2 separate regions of the Homo sapiens genome follow, and region 1 is linked to region 2. A link is a loop called in an ENCODE intact Hi-C map of the cell type or tissue named here. Cell type or tissue: sigmoid colon. All regions are shown on one strand. Links, peaks and the distances in the headings refer to the core of each region. The heading gives the core; the rest is flanking DNA. Region 1 overlaps PTPRM (protein tyrosine phosphatase receptor type M). Region 2 has its middle 82 kb from the start of PTPRM.

The links. Hi-C counts contacts between places; a loop is a spot of excess contacts. Peaks named below come from ENCODE experiments on the same cell type or tissue, not always from the same donor. Only the 100,000 strongest peaks of a DNase experiment are listed, where the experiment ranks them.
Region 1: a loop joins it to region 2, with 5 times the contacts of the local background. A loop is called at or near these places in 1 of 110 quality-filtered maps.

Annotation. Positions count from the first base shown.
Region 1 is chr18:7,901,123-7,904,037 of GRCh38, reverse strand. The region is part of intron 3 of PTPRM (protein tyrosine phosphatase receptor type M); the gene reads right to left. Among named protein-coding and RNA genes, the nearest start is that of PTPRM, 340 kb to the right of the region's middle. In sigmoid colon, for the core only: no CTCF peak of the experiment used is centred there; a DNase peak (open chromatin) is centred at 1,557; H3K27ac peaks cover 637 bases.
Region 2 is chr18:7,484,278-7,487,192 of GRCh38, reverse strand. No RefSeq gene overlaps it. Among named protein-coding and RNA genes, the nearest start is that of PTPRM, 82 kb to the left of the region's middle. In sigmoid colon, for the core only: no CTCF peak of the experiment used is centred there; DNase peaks (open chromatin) are centred at 1,332, 1,822 and 2,057.

The DNA.
Region 1 (2,915 bases), core at 121-2,620, 420 kb before region 2:
ATTTCATGTTTCAAAAAAAATGAAATCTTTAGATACAAAGTAATTGTCCATAAATGCAACGAGTCTATCGTAGATGCAATCTTTAAACTCAATTTTTCTGATTCCAAATATGATGTTTTCACTTCTACACATTGCTCAAACAAAAACTTTGATCCTAGGCCTGCATTATTTTGTGTATGGGATGGATGTGAAACTGGAGAAAGCAATCAGCAGAGCCCAGAGTGGAAAAGCTCAAGAGTACAGGGACAGAAGACATCCCAGAAACTCTTGCTAGACTAGATGACACTGTGCCACAACACTATTACAATAACATATAACACAGCGGAGAGGAAAGGCACAACAGAAAACCAGAAATGAAATAAAACTTCATCCTGTTCGTAAGTTTAATAAATAGTTTCCACTGACAATACAAGAGAAAGGAAGATATGCACGGATATTCCTGCAATGGGACCCTGCTAATTTATCTGTCTACTACTAAAGTCTATAAGAAGACAACTGAGAGTACAAAAGGAAAATGAATATTGAGAGCAAGTAAAGGAAAAAGCATTCCTGAGGCCCTCAAAACAGGTCCCCTCAATAACAGTCACATCCTGCCTCCCAGGAAACAGCTACAGTTGGCACTGCAGGAACCTGCAAGCTGCTCTGATACAATGGCTACTGCAGGGACAGCTGAGGGGTGGCTGCTGATGCTACCACTACCAGCTACCCAAGAGCATGGGTGCTGTGGTTAGAAAAATGTGTTTTGAAAACCAAACGCAGAAATGTTCATCAGACCTTCCTTCATCCCACCTGCCATCCTCTCTTCCTTCTTCTCTCTTATTCATCCATGCATTCATTCATTCAATGAACTCAAGGCTCTACTGAGTGCCACCTCTCTGCCAGGCACTGTGATAAGCACTTGGAATATATCATGGATAGAACAGCTGAAGAAATCTTTCCTCATCAAAACTATCTTTCATATTGAAATTTTATTTTGCTTTATCAACTACAATGTCTGAAGCTTCTACTAAAAATGGAATTATCCTTATTCTTTGAAGAGAATGCATTACCTTTTAGAACATAGTGTACATGTGAGACGTGCTCGTGTGAATCTACTTTTAAGTTGATCTGTATGTGTAAATTTAATCCATAATGTTTTGTTTAAAGCTATACAGGGTCATACCCTTACCAAAGCAAAGGAGAGTACAAAAAAAAAAAAAAAAAGGCAGAGAAGATCTGAGACCTGGAAGAGCCATCTAGACTTCTCTAGATCTGTTTTTTCATCCATCGCGTCACAGAATGGATGACTCAGAAGTTTTACGCTAAGAAATTCTGAGCCTTTTAGTCCAAATATTTATAAAATATCTACCGCATGCTTTGGAAGATCTAAGCAATGCAGACAGTTTTATAAAAAGTAAGCTTTAGTTAGGGAAAAAACAAGAAACATGAATGATGAAAGAATAGAACAAGATAGCAATGGCCAAATGACAGATTCAATAAACACAGCTCATAGCAATGGGATCCTTTCCTGACGCAGAACCATGACTCCTCCCCTCCAAACAAGCCAGGGAACCTGTGCCACAGCCACACAACCCCCAGCACAGAGCTTCAGCCTGCTAGTATCAACTCATGGATTTCCCAGCAACTATCTGCCTTCATCCCTGTGGACTAGAGGCAAAGAGAGTCTCAGAAACAAGCCAATTCGCCCCATATTTCCCAGCAAGATGACTTGTCAGCAAGGCCACAAAAAAGAATTAGAGACAAGCTTCTATCTGCAATTTTATTTGCTCCCCTCAGTCTTCCAACTAGAATATCAAGAGGCAAAGAAGGACAGCAGCTGATTACAAATATGTTTCCTGCCCCCTCTGAGTTTAATTAGAAACTTTAAAAAGTAAACTTCTCAAACTTGACAGGTTCCAACACTGACTTAAAGCTAATTGCAGAGTCAAGATAGGAGAAAAGCAATCTTTGTTGATACGTTTATGTGTGCATGCCTACCCATACATACATACAAAATTAATACATAATATATAAACAAAAGTTTCTTATGTCATACATTTGTGTCACAAGTTTGAAGCAACAACTTCTATGTTTATTAAAACCATTTTCTAGTTCTTTCTTAGAAACTTGTTAAGGGACTTGAGTACAAGTTTTATTAGCTGCTTCATCAAGTTTACAACTTAGTATGCAACTGTTTCAATACATACCACAATTATAAAGTAGGTATGAGCTGTACTGGAGAGTTTCCTATTGTGAAATAAATACGACTAAATGAAGTTATCTGAATTTAGATGCCATACAGTAGTCTGAGATTACCTATTTTAAACACCCAACCATTGAGAGATTTCCCTTTGTTTTTTTTCTAACAAACAAGAGGATTAAAACATGCAGCTCAGGCCAGGCACAGTGGTTCATGCCTGTAATCCCAGCACTTTGGGAGGCCAAGGTGAGTGGATCACAAGGTCAAGGGATCGAGCCCATCCTGGCCAACATGGTGAAACCCGTCTCTACTAAAAATACAAAAATTAGCCGGGCGTGTTGGCGGGCGCCTGTAGTCCCAGCTACTCGGGAGCCTGAGGCAAGAGAATCACTTGAACTCGGGAGGCAGAGGTTGCAGTGAGCCAAGATTGTGCCACTGCACTGCAGCCTGGCGACAGAGTAAGACTCCGTTATCAAAAAAGAAAAAAAAAACATGCAGCTCAAAGGATGAGGGTCATCTTAAACAAGTTTCTTATAAACAGATTTTGGAATTCTGTTCAAGGTTCCACTGTTGTGAACTCTGGCTATCTGGCAAATTTTCCATTATGTACACCTCTCTAGCCAGTGCCCTTATAAGGCTTCAAAAGCAAAAATAATCTTTTTTCTCTTTTTGTCAAATAAGGAACTACTCTAATGAAAAGTACAGGTATTGCTCTAGTGAAGTATACCAAGTGTGT
Region 2 (2,915 bases), core at 301-2,800:
CCCAGTGATGGAAACCAGGTCACCCCTTGCCACCACAAACAATGCTTCCATGAACATCTTCACATATGTCCCCTGATGGACATGCCTAAGACCTTTCATGACATTTGCACCAGGGTGGAGGAGCTGCGTCACACATGACTTAGCCATGTTGTACTACTCTGAGGTGGCTGTCCCACATCACTGTGCTGTGAACTGTCCCTCCGCATCTTCATTAATGCCAAGGTGCTGTGGGAGCCATCATATGAGCACCACTTGATCTTGCCTTCTGGCCTCAGTTAGTTTGACCAGAGGTCACCCCGGGCTTCAACTGGGCCAATGCCTTCAATCCCAGGGTGTTAGGACTCAGTTAGGAAGGACTGATTCACAGAAAGAAGAAAATCTGATGCAAGTCAGGGCACCAAGACAAAAGCCCAGCTAGCTGGAGACAAGACTCTGATAAAAATTAAGAGGAGCAGGGAGGAAAGGGTGAAAGGAACAGCAACAACAGCAGCAACAAAAAAAAATTGGGGGGAAGCTGAAATGTGACGGATGGGAGGGTTTACAGGGCTCAGTGGATTCCTAGCTTGGGGAGTGTAGACAGGCCAGCCCCTCTCAGAAACCCCACGTGCCTTAGCAGTCGCTGCCAGAGTCATGTGGCGAGCAATGATCCCGTTTCAGCAAAACATTATCATCTCTCACATTAAATTAATGACGTTAATTTGGATGTTATTGCTTTTGTAGTTCTGCTGGTAATTAATTTGTAAATTTGTTTTGGTTTTATAACTGTAAATGAGCCATGATCATAAGGTGCTTATACTTAATTTTACATTTCTTTTATTTGAGTAGCAATGTGATAAAAAATATATTTAAAATCAATGCTGAGAGTGTCCCTTTGTTTTGTGAAAGTGTCTGAATTTTCCAACTCAGGTTGGAGAAGTATTGCTCAAGCCTGGTCTCATGGTGCTGGATTTTGGGCTCAATTTGGGCACACCCATTTATCTGTTTGATATCCTCTTCTTAGTTTCCAACTCCTGATAGTCTTTTGTATCCTGTTACGCCATCCAGTAGATTGCTTTCCTTCCAGCCTCATGGCTTTGGTAAAGTTTGAAAAGCATGCTGCCAGTCAACGGTTCTTAGTCGGAAGCAACAAAGCCAACTCTGGCTGCTATAAGCAGAGAAGAAATTGATTGCAAATATTTTGAGTGGTTCATTGGTGCACTGGAAAGGTCACAGAACTTTGGGTGGAACAGGGAGAAGGTAGCCTGAGCAGCAGAAGGGATGGCATCACAAACCACTCGACAGAGCCCAGCTGCAGAGGATGTTGCTGCTCCTGGCGCCTGGATGGCATTGCCTGCTCAGTGTCTGGCCCTGGACCATGGACATAGATGCTACAGTGGTGCCAGTGGTGACCTGGAAACCCAGAGCTTCTGCCACCAGAAGGAATTTGTCTCAGTCACTATTCTGAGTTCCTATCCTCTGTTCAAAGTGGGTGGAGGGCGGTGAGCCTGAGTGGTTGTGTCACCTATCCACACTCCAGCTGCACGGAGGCCTGGGACCCAAATATCTGGCACTTTTTTTTTTTGAGATGGAATGTCACTCTGTTGCCAGGCTGGAGTGCAGTGGCACGATCTCAGCTCACTGCAACCTCCGACTCCCTGGTTCAAGCGATTCTCCTGCCTCAGCCTCCCGAGCATCTGGGATTACAGGCACGCACCACCATGCCCAGCTAATTTTTGTATTTTTAGTAGAGACGGGGTTTCATCAACGTCACAATCTCCTCACGTTGTGATCTGCCCCCCTTGGCCTCCCAAAGTGTTGGGATTACAGGCGTGAGCCACCGCGCCCAACCAGTGTCTGACACTTTCAGAATCTATTTTTGGAGGTAAGCTCTGCTTCCCATCAGGGCTTATTATGTAAGCAATTCTCCAAACACAAGAAGAAGGTTCAGATGAGAGAGGTCGGGGGGAGAATTGATACTCTCCATGCCTTTTATGTCTTTATCTGAGTAATTGTTTAACATGTCAAATAGGAACTCAGGATGGGGACAGCTAGGAGCTGGCAGGAAGCCTTCCTCCTGTCACTCTGCCCATCTGGATGGCTGGCGAGACAAGTCCACGTGGTGGAACCAGGCAGCATCTGAAGTTTGCCCCTGCTTTCTGCCTCATCCACAAGTCATATTTCCTCCCAAAACCCACATTCATGAAGGGAAGAGGAGGGAGGAGACAGGAGGAGAATCATGTTAATTCTTGTTTTGTTTGTGTTCTTTCATCTGGCTAGATGCATTTTCAGAACCATGTAAATCAATGGATTTTTTTCATTACTGCAATAAAATTTGCCTTTGTACCCAACTCCCCAAGGAATCGGAACATAAACAGAGCTTCCACAATTCACACTTCACCTCACTCAGGCGCGATGTCTTTGTTAGACTCTCTTTGATCATTTCACTTTTGATCTGCCTGTTTGCTTGGAAAGAGCTATTCAAATCTGCAGAGGGCCCTTCTACAGCAAACCCTCCGAGGAGGCCCACTCAGGACCCACATCAGCTGTGATGTTAATTTTATGTGTCAACTTGACTGGGCTAAAGGATGCCCAGATAGTGGTAAACATTACTTCTGGGTGTGTCTGTGAGAGTGTTTCCAGAAGAGATTAGCATTTGAGCTGGGGGCTGGATAAAGAAGATTGCCCTCACCATTGCAAATAGGCACTATCCAATCCCTTGAGGGCCCGAATAGAACAAAAAAGGTAGAGGAAAGGTGAATTTATCCTCTCTGTTTGAGCTGGGGCATCTGTCTTCTCCCGCATATGGACATCAGGACTTACATCCCTGCACCCCCTGCCAAGTTCCCAGGCCTCACGTAAGGGTGAAGATGGGAGGTGGCCAGTAGCTGGTCAGCTAGAGCCAAGTTAATTTCCCCTTTGGACCAGAGCAAGGGAAA